Regions from separate parts of the Homo sapiens genome. Here region 2 is linked to region 1. A link is a loop called in an ENCODE intact Hi-C map of the cell type or tissue named here. Cell type or tissue: Caco-2. All regions are shown on one strand.

Region 1 (8,000 bases):
TTTCATTCTCCTGTTCTGGAACCAGATTTTTACCTGTCTCTCGGTGAGGGCTAGGGCGTGGGAAACCTCGATTCTTCTTTTCCTGGTCAGATAGGGGTTAAAAAGAAATTCCTTTTCCAACTCTAGAGTTTGGAAGCGACTGTAGGTTTGTCTTCCTCTTCGTCTACCAGGAGCTGCTGATTAAAACAAAAAAAAAGGGGGGGGGAATAAAAGTTTTAAAAATGTTATGGTACCTCTGCATGTTGCTGGAGGTTTGTGGAACGGGGGTCTACGGGGTGAAATATACACAGAGCTCTTTAGCTCCGATATATATATATAGGGTGTGCAGGCAAGAGGAGCAGAGAGGTCTTCACAATTATTCTGTCCCCATCATCTTTACATGGTTCCTACTTTTTTAAAAAAAGTCTGTATTACTTTATGAATAAGAGCCACTGTGGCTACACAAGAAGGAAAAGGAGGGGGAGAGGGAACGGGAGTTTTAAAGCCAGAACGTGAGATGAAAGCAGATTTCTCCCCCTCTCCCTTCTTAAAAAAAAAATGCATCCCAACCTTGTGGTCTCATCCACGGAAACATTTGAGAAGGAGACGAGCTCTGATTTAAGTGGTCTGGGTCCTCGCCAATATTACCACTGGACGATTTACAGTCAGGATATTGTACCAGCTCGGCCTCTTGCTGGGTCGTAAAAATCGGCTGTCTCTGTAAGTTATCGTATCCGTAAAACTTCGCGGGCTCCCCGTGACAGGCAATCCCGCCGCAGGGGGGAGGTGGCGGCGGAGGCGGAGGATGCGGAGGAGGAGGGGGGGCGGCCTGGTAGGCAGCGGCCGGGCTGCCCCCGCCGGGGTGGAAGTACTCCTGGCCCCGGCCTTCCCTACCGCCGCACCCAGTCCCGGAGGGCGGCGGGGACGGGTGCGGGTGCGCGTGCGCCTGCGGGGGCGCGTGCGGGAAGCCGGCGGCGCTGTTGCCATAGAGCTGCAGGGCTGCTGCGGCGGCGGCGTGACGGCCGCCGACCTCGGGCGCGAAGTGACAGTCGTAGTAAGTGGGATTGATGGCCTCGCCCGCCGCCGCCGCCGCCGCAGCCGCCGCCTTGTACTTGGAGTACAGCGGGTTCACGAAGTACGAACTCATTGGGGCGTCAGCGGCGGCGGCCCCGGGCGGGCGGGCGGCGCTAAGCAGCCAGAGAGCGAGCCTCGACTCGGCCGCACTGCCGCGGGGGCCTGTGGGGCGGCTGCTCTCGCCGCCGGGACCGCCGGGCTACGTCGCTGCTGCCGCCCGCCCGCGCTCGCGCGTCGCTTCTGAGGCCAGGCAGCCGCGGGCGCTCAGCTACTGGGCGCTCATGCCCGGCTCTTGCGCCCGCCGCCTCGGCTTCGCGCCGCCTCCCTCGCGGGTCGCGGGGCCTCGCCCAGCCCCCGCGCGCCGCCGCCCTCCCGGCCTTTCCCGGCGCGCCCCGGCTCGGCCGCAATATAATCGCCGACGCCCCAGGCGACCTGCCCCGCTGCCTCCACTGTTTCCTCTCAGGCACCAGTGACTGAGCGCACCCGGACAAGAAAAAAGTGCGCTCGGCCCACGGGGACACTCTGGCCTCGGTTTACAAACCCCGGCTCTGGAGGGAAAAGAAAAAAAACACCCTCTGCCCGCCGCCACCTCTTACCGCGCCCCCCCCGCGCCCCCCTCCCGCCAATCTCGCCCCCGCCGCCGAGGCTGCCGACCCGGTGCGCACCGGCGAGGCATTTTCGCACCACAGCACTGCACGGAAAGTCAGCGTGACGGGGACGAGGAGCCCCGCGGAGGGATCCGCGCGCAGTTCAGTCGCTACGGCCGACGGACGGAGCGCCGCGCCCGGCCCGAGATGCCTCCGCCGGCCTTAAAGGGGGCCCATAAAGACGCACTGCCAAGGGCTCCGTGTGCCCCGGGGCCGCGGGAATGCGGATCGCAGCCGGCAGGGAGGGGCCGCGGCGGAGCCTTAGACTTGGGGGAGCCAAGGAGGCCACTCCCAGGAGGCTGCGGAGCAAATGACTGCCTCCCCGAGCCCCTGGCTGCAAAAGCAGAGGTTGCCCGTGGCTTTTGCAGCTCTGGACACGCGGGTGCAGCCCAGGGAACGTGGACAAGAGGTGTTGACGGACCGGACCGTGCATTTGAGTTGGGGCATATCGAAGTGGTTTAATTAAAAGCCGCGAGTGTGGCCCCAGATCCTGGCGTTATCAAAGCAAATCAAAGCCTTTCTTTTCCAGCCGAGCGGGCCCTGTGGAAATGAGATGTACATTTACCCTTGACGCACCGCAAGCCTGGCCGAGGCTCTCAGGTTAATTGATATTTAATGGAAATCATGCCCATGAATATAGTTTCCATCATTTCACCCTTGATAGACGTCAGCCCTGGGCGCAGGGGGAGGCTGAAGAATGCAGGAGGGGGCATTAGGCTTGCTGAGAGAGTAAATAGAAGAGCGGACAGAAACGTTCTGAGGCGGGAAAAAGGGCTCGCGCTGGGGAGGGTGACATTTCCTCGGGCAGGACGCGGCTCCCGGGTCTCAGCCCCGGCGCGCAGCGAACCAGGGCCGGCTGCGGTTCCCGGAGGAGTGCGGAGGGCAGACGACCGCAAGTTCCCCCCAGGAGCCTCCCAGCCGGCGTTCAGATCGCGCCGGTTCCAGGCAGCTGCAGGCGGCCCATCTTATGCTAACGATCCTACTTCCTCCGCCAAGCCTGTGAAATTACTGCCGAGAGAGCGCGCAGGCCTCAAAGTTACGAATTTTTCCCAAAGCAGAGAAAGAGAAGGCTCAGCCTAGTTTGTGAGCAGAGATGAAGAAAAGTTGCCCGAGTCATGTGGCCCAGTCGAGTGTGAATCGACAAAATATTCCCGATTTTAGCAGCTCTCTCCAAAGCTGTCTGGCTTTACCCTACCAACCGCCTCCCCACACACTTCCTTTCCCTCTCTGCTCCCGTTTCAATGTCCAATAAATGCAATGGTTCTCTGTTGTGTGTGTGTGTTTTCCCCTCTCCTGCTCGGCCTTTCTCGTGGGCTCTTTGGGTGACTGAGCCCCGTTTCCTTCGGGATAGGTACAATGTCGTGAGGGCGCCAGGCCCACAGCCTTGGAAATAGACCTCCAAGGCGCCCCTGCTCAAGCTAAACGCACCACGCCGGCTTTCCACACCAAATGCAAATTTCCGAAAACCCCAGACGGCCTCAGAGATGCTGCAGGCTGGCGAGCGATTTCAGCTACCCCTAGCTCCTTGTGGGTTGGCCCAGCCTGCGAGCGCGATCCTGACTTGTGTCCGGGTGGACTGAAATATCATTTTTACAAATGGAGAAAATGAGATCGAGATGGACAGACATAGCAAGGTGATAATGTCCGACTCAATTATTTCTACTGGGAATGACTGAAAGGTAAAGGAATCGTTAATGAATCTGGAGATGACAGAGGCATGCTTTATTTAATTTTTAAATTAGTAAGGAGTGCAGACTTGGGGTGGTGGAGAGCAAGGGTTTTTTTGTTGTTGTTGCTGTTTGTTTTTGTGGGGTTTTTTTTCTGCTGGTTATTGCCAAGTATAATGACTTTCTTTAAATCCGAAGGCGAACGAATTGATTCTGACAATTAAGGATTTGTCCTTCAATCTTGCAAATGCCCAATTAAAAGATTATTATTGTCAATAAAGCCTTGGAGCTACCTTTGTAATTGTGCCCCTTTTTTTCAGTTTGGCGTGTGTGTGTGTGTGTGTGTGTGTGTGTGTGTGTGTTTGAACCCTGGATAAATGAGTGGATTTTGGAATGGAATGGGGGGGGGGAAAATGAAAGAGCCTGGATCTCAACAATACCAGGCATCTTGTAGAACTGTGTGATTCCTCGGGGGAATAAAAGAAAAATGAACACTAGAAAATTCATTTATAGACATTCAGGCCAAATTTAGAAAACGTTACAACATTTCCTCTTGGGACAAAACAGTTTTTAACATTTATTTAAGCATTCCGTTTATAATATGAGTAGAAAAAGAGCGCGATTAACTTAGTAAGAAAAGATCTATGCTTTTTACAGCTTTCTGTTTTGATATAATACATTAATTTATCATGTTTTATAGTTTCAGCTGTGCCACAGTCCAAAGTTTCTGAAGCCATGATCGAGCCAAAATTTTATGCCCAGCAAACACAGAAATTAATAGTACACCTTGTTTATTTTTGGTTAAAATTATCCTAATTTCGGATTAAAAATAAGATTGTTAATATTTTTAATCAAAACCTTTCTCCGCCGCAATTCCAGCTTTACGAGATCAGAAAGTGGAGCAACAGCGCTCTCTAGTGGCCAAATGCCACCTCCAGTCCACTGAATTTAATTTTTATTCATCTCAAACCAATTCTAATCTCGTTCTTCAATTTGGGGCTTGGACTGCTGACACTAATAATGCTTCATTCCTGTGACTGTCAACAAGTCAAGAGCAGCAAGCAGGAGCTCCTGTATGCCTAGGATATTCTAATCAGTGCTCCCAACAGCTTCCAGTAGTGTCTTTTCCAAAAGCTTCCAGCCCTTCTTTTGCCAGACACCAAAAGTCCCCATGCTGTAACCGCCCAGCTGTGCCTTTTAAAACAATTATAGGACAGGCTAGATTTAACAAAACCTACAACTTTCTAAATATCAACTGCCAAGAGGCTTTTTATTTTCCAGAGGAACCAGACACTTTGGCAACCAAGAAATTACAGAAATCAAGTATTGTTATGTTTTTGTTTTTCTCTTACAGCTGTTACTTTTAGGATTAAATCATGAATATTTGCTACTTTAACACTGTAACTTTAATGCTTTGGGGCCCACTTAGGTGGCCGATTTTGGGGGGAATCGAAGCCAAATCAAAAGCTTTTTGCTGGATCTCTGAGTGGCTGTCTGGAAAGTCCCTTTGCGCTTCTGTTTGTTGGAATTTCTATGGACAATAAATGGGATTTTAAAAATATATATCAAAAGTCATTGAACTAAGCATTCCACTAGAATTTTTTTTAAAAGCAATGACTATTCAATTGGCTTAAGTGTTTCCTGTTAGGTTAATCTTTTTACTCATCTTCAAAACTGCTTTCCTCCAGTTTAGGTGTAACAATTGTATTTTTTTATAAGTGAATAGACATAAATTTCAACAACATTTTGCTTCAAAGTTTGGAGTGGAGGGCCAGAGATTCTTGTGAATAGGCATCTAACTTCATCTTTTCCCGCGAACCACACTTCTGGGAGACTCTCACCTGGGTAAATGACCTAAGATCACTAACCACCCTATCCCCAGATAACAGGCCAATTTTTTTGTTTGTTTGTTTCTAAAGAACCAGCTAAACCGTGGTCATAGTCAAAATATTGTAAAATGCCATCTCCTTAGGCTACTTCCATTACCTGGTTCATTTCAAAAATCAGAAATTCATTCACCTCTTCCTTCCTACCTCTTTCATGTTTACTTCCTAGGTGCTCACACCTCACCTGGGGGCTCCCATGCCCCTGCCTTCTTGGTCCAACGCAGTCTTGTTTATATTTTATTGTCTAGATTTTAAGACCCAGTTTTGTCTGCATTTTTCCTTTTCTCCCACAAACACAAACATCAAAATGAGATGGTTTCAAAGCAAAGCACTGGGCCTGTCGTAAACTCATTACCTCCAGACGTCTGGCCCGCTAGATGGCTTTATGACACCTCGGCTCTTCCTGTTTTCAAAGAGCCCTAGGTACCCAGCTGGCCACAGTGGCAGGGGTGCGCAGCACCTTCTGCCGGATCTGGGCCTTCCTTGGCTTTCCCTCCCAGCCCCCCTATGCTTTTTCTTCGCGTCCCCTCTTTCATTGGGATCCCCCAAGATCTCTGCCACCGCCCCCACCTTCCACCCAGCTCAGGCCACTTGGCAGTGCTGCCTCTTTGGCCTGCAAATGCTGTGCTCACCCAAACCCTCACTTACAATGACCTTCATTTTAGCCCCTGAATGCAGCCCTCAGAGGGCCAAGCTGGGGGCTAAACATACACAGAAGCTGGGTGGGGGGAAGGGGGCGGTGAAATGGAGGTGGCTGGGGAGGAGAGCCTTGACCATTTTGATCGCTAAGGTCACTTTGGGGCTTTGGTGGGGAGGAGCAGAAGCTCACAGCCTGACCAGCTGGGACCTCCCGGAGCCAGCTAGCCCCACCGAGCTGGGACAGTTGCTCCAGAGTGTAGAGTTGGCCTTTCCCTTGTTTGGAGAGGGGTTTGGCATCTGGGGCTTCAGGAGCCCAGGGAAGGTTAGGGTGCTGTGTACCCAAGCCCCAGCCTGAAAGTGCCTGGCTTCTGGGGCCTGCTGGCTCTTCTGGGCGCTTCTGCAAGGCTAACACTGGGCCCAAGCACAGAGTTCGTGGAGGACCTTGAACCAGGCTTGGGGAGGCACCAATGTCCCCCCACAGGGTCTGTGCTGCTGCATCTGCCTACACAAAGGGATGTGAGGCAGAGAAGGCAGAGACACATCAGAGAGATCTGTCAGGTGGAAGGGCCCTGAATTTTTAACAATGTCTCACTCCCAGGGGTAGAGGAGAAATATCCTGAGTGTGATATTTTGCAGAGAGGCAGAGAAAGCAGGCACACAATGTTTAGGGCCAGCGTCTGGGCTCCATTTGATCAGGTCAGCATTTATTAGTAGGAAGCAGTAACATTTACAACTGGTCCTCGGGCAGGAACCGGGAGGGCCACCACCCGCGGCCGCCCACGCGAGCCCAGCCTTCAGGGGAGAGAGCAGCGCGTCCAATGCACTGAGGACAAACCCCAACCCGCCCGAGGCCCTGGGCTCCTCTAAGCCTCACTGGAGATCTCCACCGAGGTCCCGCGTGCTCCCTGAGGAAAGGGGGCTTTCGCAACTGGTGGGCAACCCCGCCGGGCTTCACCGTGGGCTAGCAGCCGGGGTGTCCGCACTGTTGTCGCTCTGCCTTCATTCTTGGAATTGGGGCGCACTTGGCCCCTGTTTGGGCAGTGCTGGGGGTGAGGGGACTAAACTACAGCACTTTTCAGAAACATGGGGGACATTTACACAAGAGAGGGCTCCCCAAGCCAGCTTGCACTCACAAAATATAGCATTTCTTAAGGAACCAATGGAGCAGGAAAGAGAGGGAGTGGGATAGGGCGAAACCCCAAAGCCACTTGGTTTTTCCAACACGTAAACGAGCAAATACAGAGTCCCCCAAATACCTCAGAGACCAACCACACAGTCACTTCTATCTAAAAAGAAAAAAAAAAAGAAGAAGAAGTCCAAGTCGCTGGAGAGTTTCTGGAAATCAAGCACCAAACACCCACAAAGGAAAACAGCAACAACAACAAATCCGCTGCCCTTGAGCGCTCCCGCCAGCACCGCGCCGGGTCAGTCTCCTTTGGGGCATTTCTCCTTGCTCATCTTTTTCATTTTCATCCTACGGTTCTGAAACCAGATTTTGACCTGTCTCTCTGTTAGGTTGAGAATCCTGGCCACCTCGTAGCGCCGGTCCCGGGTGAGGTACATGTTGAAGAGGAATTCTTTCTCCAGCTCAAGCGTCTGGTATTTGGTGTAGGGACAGCGCTTTTTCCGGGTGGAGCGAGCGTGGATCCAGTTCGCGGCGGGGTTGTCTACAAAGAGGGAGGTTTGGAGACGGGGAGAGAGGAGAGGAGGGGAGGCAGGGAGAGACCACAGGGTGGGGAAGAGAGGTCGTTAAATTAATTTCACCAAGGATGGTCGCTTTTCACAACTTGTGGGGAATTATCATAAAAAGCCTTAATGCTCGCGCTCTGTTTACCGTACTAACTGAGCGCCCAGGGTAGGTGGTTATGGGAAGCTCTTTTTATGGATGCATGTTGTTCGCCTAGGCTTGGGTAGGCGTCTAGACGTTTTTATAGGTTAGTAAAACTATCAGTTTTGCACATTCGAGCCTTACAGGTTTCAGCAATAAATCAGGGGGCAATTTCTTTTGCACTTACTTGGGTCAAGTTGCTGCTGCTGCGGCTGCGAATGCTGCTTCTCCTCCTCCTTCAGCGAACAGCCTGGGATCGGGTGGTCGCTGCAAGCTGAGG
Region 2 (8,000 bases), 260 kb before region 1:
GTAATAATACAGATTTTACAAATACTATATGATAGAAATTAAATTCAATATTGAATGACAAATATTCATTGATCTCATAGTCTGTTGCCAGATACTGGACTAAGTCCTGAAGATACAGCAGTGAACAAGACAGACAAGCCTCAGCCTTTCTGGAGTTTACCTTCAAGCAGGGGAGACAGACAAAACAATCACAAATACATGGAACATACCTCAGAAGGTGATGACTGCTTTAGAGCAAAATAAAGCCTGAGAGGCAGCTAAATAGTGCCAGACAGGATGGGGGAGGTGGGTTTTTATATAGCGTATCCAAAGGAAAACTCACTGAGAAGGTGATATTTCAGCAGAGATTGAAGGAAAACAGGTGGGAAAGTTATTCAGGCTGAGTGAACAGGAAAGCAGAGAGGCTCATTTGGCTAGAGCCAAGTGGGCGAGAGGAATTTGGTGGGAGATGTGTTCAGAGAAGTAGCAAGGGTCAGACCACATAGGACCTAATAGGCCTTTAGAAGGACTTTGAGTTGAGTTGGCTGACATGTATTCTTAAAAGATATTTTCATGCACATTGTGAAAGTATCCATTTCTTTTAAAAATATGGTTCTCAGCTGGGTGCAGTGACTCACGCCTGTAATCCCAGCACTTTGGCAGGCTGAGGCGGGTGGATCACTTGAGGCCAGGAGTTAGAAACCAACCTGGCCAACATGGTGAAACCCTGTCTCTACTAAAAAATACAAAAATTAGCCGGGCATGGTGGTACACACCTGTAATCCCAGCTACTCAGGAGGCTGAGGCATGAGAATTGCTTGAACCTGGGAGGCAGAGGTTGCAGTGAGCTGAAATCAAGCCACTGCACTCCAGCCTGGGCGACAGAGCGAGACTCCATTTCAATAAATAAATTTAATTAATTTAATTAAAATAAAATAAAATATGGTTCCCAAAATAATGTTATTTGGTATGAGTCCCAGTTCATATGTTTTTATAGACTCTTCTCCCATTCCAGTCCAACAAAATATGTACTATTTGTAACCATTCATATCCAAATGGCTCTTAATGAGCTTAAGACCTCTATTCTTCAAAGCCTGTTGTTTTATCAAAGAAAGAGAAGTATAAGAGCTAAAAAGAAAAAGAAAATAGAAATAAACATCTTTCTGGGTAAAAAAAAAATGAGTTTCCATAGAGATCAGAATTGGGGCCATCTGATGTTTTATAAGTATTCTACAAGAGAACAGAGAGAGAGCTCCCAGAATACAGATGATGCCAAGACACTCACTATGTGAAACGCTCAAAGGGAGAGAACAGGGCAAAGGTCTCTCACAACTGTGACTTGATATAAGTTGGAAGATGAGTGTCAACATTTAGGAGAGGCCATACAAAATGTTCCTGTGAAACTGCAGCATCTGGGCTTTCATTTGTCCTAGACTTCAAGGGCTTTTTCTGCAGACACTACCCCTGCCATGTTCCTGCAAACAAAGAAGCACATGAATGTTGGATGACATCAGAAAATGTAACAAATAAACATTCATTCTTTCAACAAATGTGTACTGAGCACAGACTATGTGCCATGCACTGTGCTTGCTGTTGGAAATACAAAGCTTATAGTTTAACAGGGTGACAAATAAACTGATGGAATGTGGCAAATGCTCTTCTAGACATAACCACATGATGCTACATGGAAAAAGAGCACATACCCAGATGACTGGGCTCAAGTAAGCTAAAAGAAGTGCTGGGAGGGCCAAGTGCAATGGCTCACACTTATAGTCCCAGCACTTTTGGAGGCCGAGGTGGGCAGATCACTTGAGGTCAGGAGTTCAAGACCAGCCTGGCCAGCATGGTGAAACCCCATCTCTACTAAAAATACAAAAATTAGCTGGATGTGGTGATGCATGCCTGCAATTGCAGCTAGTCAGGAGGCCGAAGTAGGAGAGTTGCTTGAACCCAGGAGGCCAAGGTTGCAGTGAGCCAAGATCATACCACTGTACCCCAGCCTGGAAGACAGAGCAAGACTCCATCTCAAAAACAAAAACAAACAAACAAACAAAAGTGGTGGGAGTTTGGTAGATGTAGATAGGTTGAAAGGATTTGGTGTTCCGCAAAGGAAGAAAAAAGACCGATGGGCAGGCCATGGAGTTCTAAAGAGGCTGTTCTATGTGGTTGGAATGCAGAGATGAAGAGATGCAGTCTGGAAGTGGCGAAGGGATAGAGGTGAAGGCTTGTTCTTACCCTCCTGAACGCAATGGTAATTAATACATCAACATCTGAAAAACTGCATGCTATTCTGGTCCTTGCACTCAATATCCAGATATGGCTGGAAACATGTGGGTGAAGCAGTTTTCACGGAAGAAAGACTTAAAAGATTTGAACTCCCACCTAATAAGGCCTAAAAGAGAAATGTACCAAAATCTATGAAATTAAGAAAAGTCATAAATAAGGTAACATGATGTACTTATTCATTAAATCCCAGACATCAAATGCTGGGCAAAATCCAGCCAACCAGGTCATTTTATACATTAATCCCATCTAAAGTAAACATCTCCTAAATTTAATGATCATAAAGATCCCGAGGTGGTCATTAAAAATACAGATTCTCAGACCTCATGCCAGCACTCGCCACCTTGCCTCACTCTCCTACCAACCTCCTGAATCAGAATCTCCAAGAGACAGGCCTGGGAATTTGTATGTTAACAAATGACTCAGAAGGTTCTTATGCTTTGGAAAAAATTTGGGAAACACTGTTCTAAAAGGATAGGCTGAAACTCCTATAGTCAATAGTATTCTTACAAAAAGGTGCACCTGGCCAGCAGTGTGTCTTGCACATGCCTATTATCAGTTCCCCAGATAGCTTGGATACCTTTGAAGGGTGATATGGATGAAAAGTACAGAAGATGTTCAATAAATTGGGATGTCTCATGATGGCCAGGGCTATTTGCAAGTTACATTACTTATCTCAGACCACTGGCCTCACCAGCCTATGGAGACCAAAAGGGTTTAAGTAACATTTTATATAGATAGATGATGATAGATAGATAGATAGATAGATAGATAGATAGATAGATAGATAGATGATAGATAGAGAGAGAGAGAGAAAGAGAGAGAGAGAGAGAGAGTCTTGCCCTGTCGCCCAGGCTGGAGTGCAGTGGTGCAGTCATGGCTCACTGTAACCTCCACCTCCCAGGCTCAAGCGATTTTCCCACCTCAGCCTCCTGAGTAGCCGGGACCACAGGCAGACACCACCACGCCTGGCTAATGTTTGTATTTTTTGTAGAGATGGGGCTTTGCCATGCTGCCCAGGCTGGTCTCAAACTCCTGGGCTCAAGTGATCCTCCCACCTCGCCCTCCCTAAGTGCTGGAATTACAGGTGTGAGCCACCATATCTGGCCAACATTACTATTTGATTGTGGCCAGCTTAGTATTCCAAGGGCCTGTGCAAACCTGCAGCCTCCTTCAAATTGTCCCCTGATGTCTCCTCAACTTCTGCCACTAGAAACAAGTTTGTTCAAGGTCTTTCACTCAAGAATCATGCCAGAAGCTGGTAACTAGCAGCCATTCAAGAGAGTCACCACATGGTGGCTGCAGCTCCTGCTGTCCCCCTGTGTCCTCTTCCTCTCTTCCTCCAAATCCCCTTCTCGAAACCTTCTTCCTTCCTTCAGCCCTTAACGACCATAAATAGCTGGAGGAAGGGATGGAAACTTGCACTACATTCCCATTCCTGTCTTTAACTTACCCAGGACTTTGCTGCTACAAGACAACCCCCTAAAAAGGCATGGTCTTCACCTGCTTGTCACAGAAATGGATTCTCACATTCCTGACTCTCATTTTAGATAGCATCCCAAGCACATCAAACAGAGAGTTTTTAAAAATATATCTAGAATATAAATTGTTTTGCCAAATTTCAACTTGATGGCATTTGAAATACTTAACGTCAGAATCCATAAAATTATGGGACTTCAGCATCCTAGGAACCACTACAAGTTCTGGGAAGGAGAATGCCTTTCCTGGATTTGCAAAAGTCACTGGCATGTGGAAGACACATGCAGCTTAATGAATATAGTACACAGATGCTTCTAAAATGCACTTGCATTTCAATAGTTTGCAATAAGTGAAAGCATTCTAAGTAAGAGCTCAATTAACTAGATTCATAAACACAACTGTTTCACAACCTCAATCAAAACTCCAGAGGCTTAGGACAAGGGTCAGATTTTTATTAGTCTGAGTCAAATTTGATCCCTTGCTTTTTGGTCATTTTGCTGCTTGCTAAAACCTTCAACAAAGGCAGAGGAAAGATCACAAATCAATCAATAACAGATGTTGATTCCCTACGTAGTCCACTGTCTGAAACATCTGGATGTGGAAGGACCTCTTTCTGGATGATATAGAAGACTAAAAGAAGTTTCTTCTGGACAAAAATTTTTCATGTGCTAAACAAGGGCAACAATTGTAGAAATCATGTTTGCAATTCGGTAAAGGTGACCAGCAGTTTGGTCAAGACCAAAATCAGCCTACTATAGCCAAGTGACCTCTTAGAACAATTATATGAATTTCACAGACCAGTAAGAAGCCACCACTAAGCAGAGGCACTCCTGTGCACAACCTGCCCCTTTAAAAACACATATTGCCTTCATGTGATAAGTGTGTAGGCCTTTGATAATGGTAATTCTCCTACTCAGATGCTGGCCCAAGAATGGGACATGTTCGCCCTATCACTTCTGTTTCCCCATGTAATTAAGAACTGACCACTTGTAGATGTGGACCCTTATTTGGAAAAAGGGCTCATGCTCTAGAGGACATGTCAGACTTCTTTATAGATATCAACCTCTTTGCATTATTTAACATTTTTGTATTTCAAGCCTCTTTTCAAAATAAATTATAAGCTAACATACTTGTTCATCGGGCATGTTTGTGGACCCTAGACACGCATCAGTATTAGTTTCTTACTTCCCCTTCAATTCACTGGATAATAGATCTTAGTGCTGAAATGCTTCTTTCAATTAAACTTGCAGTAGATCTAAAGATTCGGATTGTAAGCTCATTACAATGGGAGCAACATAGGAGAACAATACCATTGCTAGTGGCCCTGGATACCCAGACTTAAGGGGGAGAATTCCTCACAACAAGTTTCAGATTGAACCTTTGTGTGAGTGGATTTAATTCTTATGGAAGAGACAGAATCAGACATCAAAATTCAATAAAAGGAAACTCTGGGCATGAAAAATGAGTAGTTGTAAAATATTTAACAGAAGCCAAATATTGAACTTGGACTTGCAACTTTGTTCCTATTGTGACCTGTTGGAGGTGAAATGGAAACACCCAGTCTCATGCTGAGCCAGACAGCAGAAAGTGGCCCCGTAATCCAGCTCAGAGTGACTGACTCCCTATGGACTGGGGGCAACAGAAAGGAAAGCAGCCTGGGGGTGTTTTCATTCCCAGAGTAGTTTCTCCTATTTCATTATTCCAAAGGTTCTAATGCTGAACAGGTAGGATGTACCAAGGCCTCCAGTCAGGGTTTACGCACTGATGTCCTAAAACACTTGTCCTAAAGCAAACACACAGGTTAGTACAGATTAGACATACTTCTGTACTAAACATCCTAGGTATGTACAAATATTGTGAGAATGTTCTCTTTCCAAGAATTCAAACAACTAGGGTTGCTAGATTTAGGAAATAAAAATACAGAACATCTTCGGTTAGACAGGAGAAATAAGGGGTTTTTTTTTAGGTCTATTTCACAGCATGATGACTATAGTTATTAATTGTTTGTTGTATATCTCATAATTAATAAGAGAGTAAATGTCAAATGTTCTCACCACAAAAAATGATAAGTAAGGTGATGGGTATGTTAATTAGCTTGATTTAATTATTCCATTTTTTATGCATATATCATAATATCACTTTTACCCCATAAATATATATGGTTATAACTTGTCGATTTACAATACAATTTTTAATTTATAATTTACAATTTAATTACAAAATTTTAACTTATAATTTACAATATAATTTCTTTAGTTACAATTAAAAAATACAGAACATCAGTTAAATTTGAATTTCAGATAAAGACTGAATTTTTTTAGTATAAGTATGCCTCATGCAATACTTGGGATATACTTATACTAAAAATATATTCATCCTCTATCTAAAATTCAAATTTAACTGGGCATCTTATATTTTGTCTGGTAGCTCTACCAGCTCACATCATAAGAGGACACCACAATTGAATCTACAGATGAGAAACTAAATTTGAAATAATTCATCTGTTCAATGTCACTGAGACCATTAGTGCTTAGGCAGAGAGCAGTAGATCTGATACAGTGGGAAAAGCACAATGATAATCTTGCCCTTGCCTAAAGTAGAAAGACATGCATGTGAGTTGATGCTTTTATTTTTGTTAAATACCCTTGAGTCAATATAATGCAAAACCATGATAGTTCACATTTTATAGTAACTTGTGTGAAACAGGAAGAAAGTCACCTCTATGGGAGTCTAGATGCATTTCTAACAAGACTACAATGACAAGGGGCTAAGTACACACCTCACTTATATTTAACATAGGGAAAGAAGAGATTGTCAATAAGGTGCTTATACTTAGAGATGGAAAATTTTGAGTGGGTTTATTTGCTGTGTGGTGTTTGGTGTTAAGCGTTTCTGTTTACATGTATGTTTGAGGGTTTTACTCCTTACAATAGAGTAAATCTCAGAAAGGCACAGAATATTGCACTGATCTGAACAAATTATTTTTTAAAGCCATCAATTAAAATAATAAAATTATAAACAATTGGGGGAATGCAGAATATGTATATATCTTTTTATATCTCAGTACCTGTGAAGAGCACAGAACACCTCTGATTAAGCATTTGTTTAAATTAAGAAATTAATTTATAGTAAAAATGCCAAGAGGAATTAATCAAAAATTATCATGTATAATTCATTTCCAGATCATGGAATATATTTGCGGCTAAGGAAATTATTTGGCTATCTACTGTAATTCTTGGACATTCTGAGGGGTTTTAGTATACCTTGAATCCTATTGTTTCCCATTATGCATCAGGAAATCAGAAACTGATTTCAAAATAAAATTGAGATTTAACTTTTAGTCTCCCCCTAATTATCTAGAAATCACATAACCACAAGAACTTCACTAGAATTGGTTTTTATGTCCCTACGTAGCCTGGCAGTGCCTGACTCACACAATAGGTACTCAGAAATCTGTGTTAAATTAGCTGGGCATGGTGGCAGGTGCCTGTAGTTCCAGCTACTTGGGAGGCTGAGGCAGGAGAATAGCTTGAACCCAGGAGGTGGAGGTTGCAGTGAGCCGAGATTGTGCCACTGCACTCCAGCCTGGGTGACACAGCGAGACTCCATCTCAAAAAAAAAAAAAAAAAAAAAAAAAAGCCAAGACCATTTCTGTGATTCCTGGATGTGTCAATCGGCATTAAAGACCAAAGAAAAATAGACAACAATGAGAGAAGAGACTACTACTGTTTTTGTTACACTTAACCAGCTCAGCATCTCTGAGATAAACATTAGTATGTTCTTTTTACAAATGAGGAAACTGACTTCCCCAAGTCATATGACTAGGAAGTAGTGGTGCTGAGATTTGAGCCCAGATCTGATTAATTTCAAAGGCTGAGCTTTGGCTAAGGCATTGTTACCCATCTCCATCCCCTGCCCCACCCACTACACCAAAGGCAGGTGGCTTACAGCAGGCCATCACTGCTAGTGTCTACTCAGTCCAGTGCACATATCTGACTAAGACTGGATCAGGTGGGCCTTTTCCTATATGAAAGGGCATCAGACAATCCTATCCCTTTATGTGATGAGAAATGCCAAAGTTAGGAAAAATCAACTCTAAAAATTGCAATGGGGCACATAAAATCAGGTTAACACAAAAAGAATAAGATATATTATTATTTCTTTCATTGTTATTTTTGGATTTCTGTTCTCTGTGTTTTTTCTAAGTAGTTTCCTAAAACATCAATGTCTCTGTCTGATTCCAACTTCCCAAATGGCTT

The links. A loop is a pair of places that touch in the nucleus more often than their neighbours do. Peaks named below come from ENCODE experiments on the same cell type or tissue, not always from the same donor. Only the 100,000 strongest peaks of a DNase experiment are listed, where the experiment ranks them.
Region 2: it touches region 1 in a loop (3-fold over the local background); 2 of 110 quality-filtered maps call a loop at or near these places.

Annotation. Positions count from the first base shown.
Region 1 is chr2:176,123,493-176,131,492 of GRCh38, reverse strand. HOXD9 (homeobox D9) reads right to left here. Exons shown (of 2, transcript NM_014213.4): 1 at 7,908-8,000; 2 at 6,556-7,559. The coding sequence ends at 7,318. It overlaps HOXD8 (homeobox D8), which reads right to left and starts at 1,788. Exons shown (of 2, transcript NM_019558.4): 1 at 550-1,788; 2 at 1-176. The coding sequence starts at 1,126. It overlaps LOC100129455 (a long non-coding RNA gene), which reads left to right and starts at 965. Exons shown (of 1, transcript NR_187615.1): 1 at 965-3,668. In Caco-2, a CTCF peak has its summit at 4,275 (motif pointing left); DNase peaks (open chromatin) are centred at 1,036, 1,833 and 4,275; H3K4me3 peaks cover 1,635 bases; H3K27me3 peaks cover 1,447 bases.
Region 2 is chr2:176,381,586-176,389,585 of GRCh38, reverse strand. No RefSeq gene overlaps it. Among named protein-coding and RNA genes, the nearest start is that of MTX2, 120 kb to the right of the region's middle. In Caco-2, CTCF peaks have their summits at 3,333 and 3,540; no DNase peak of the experiment used is centred here.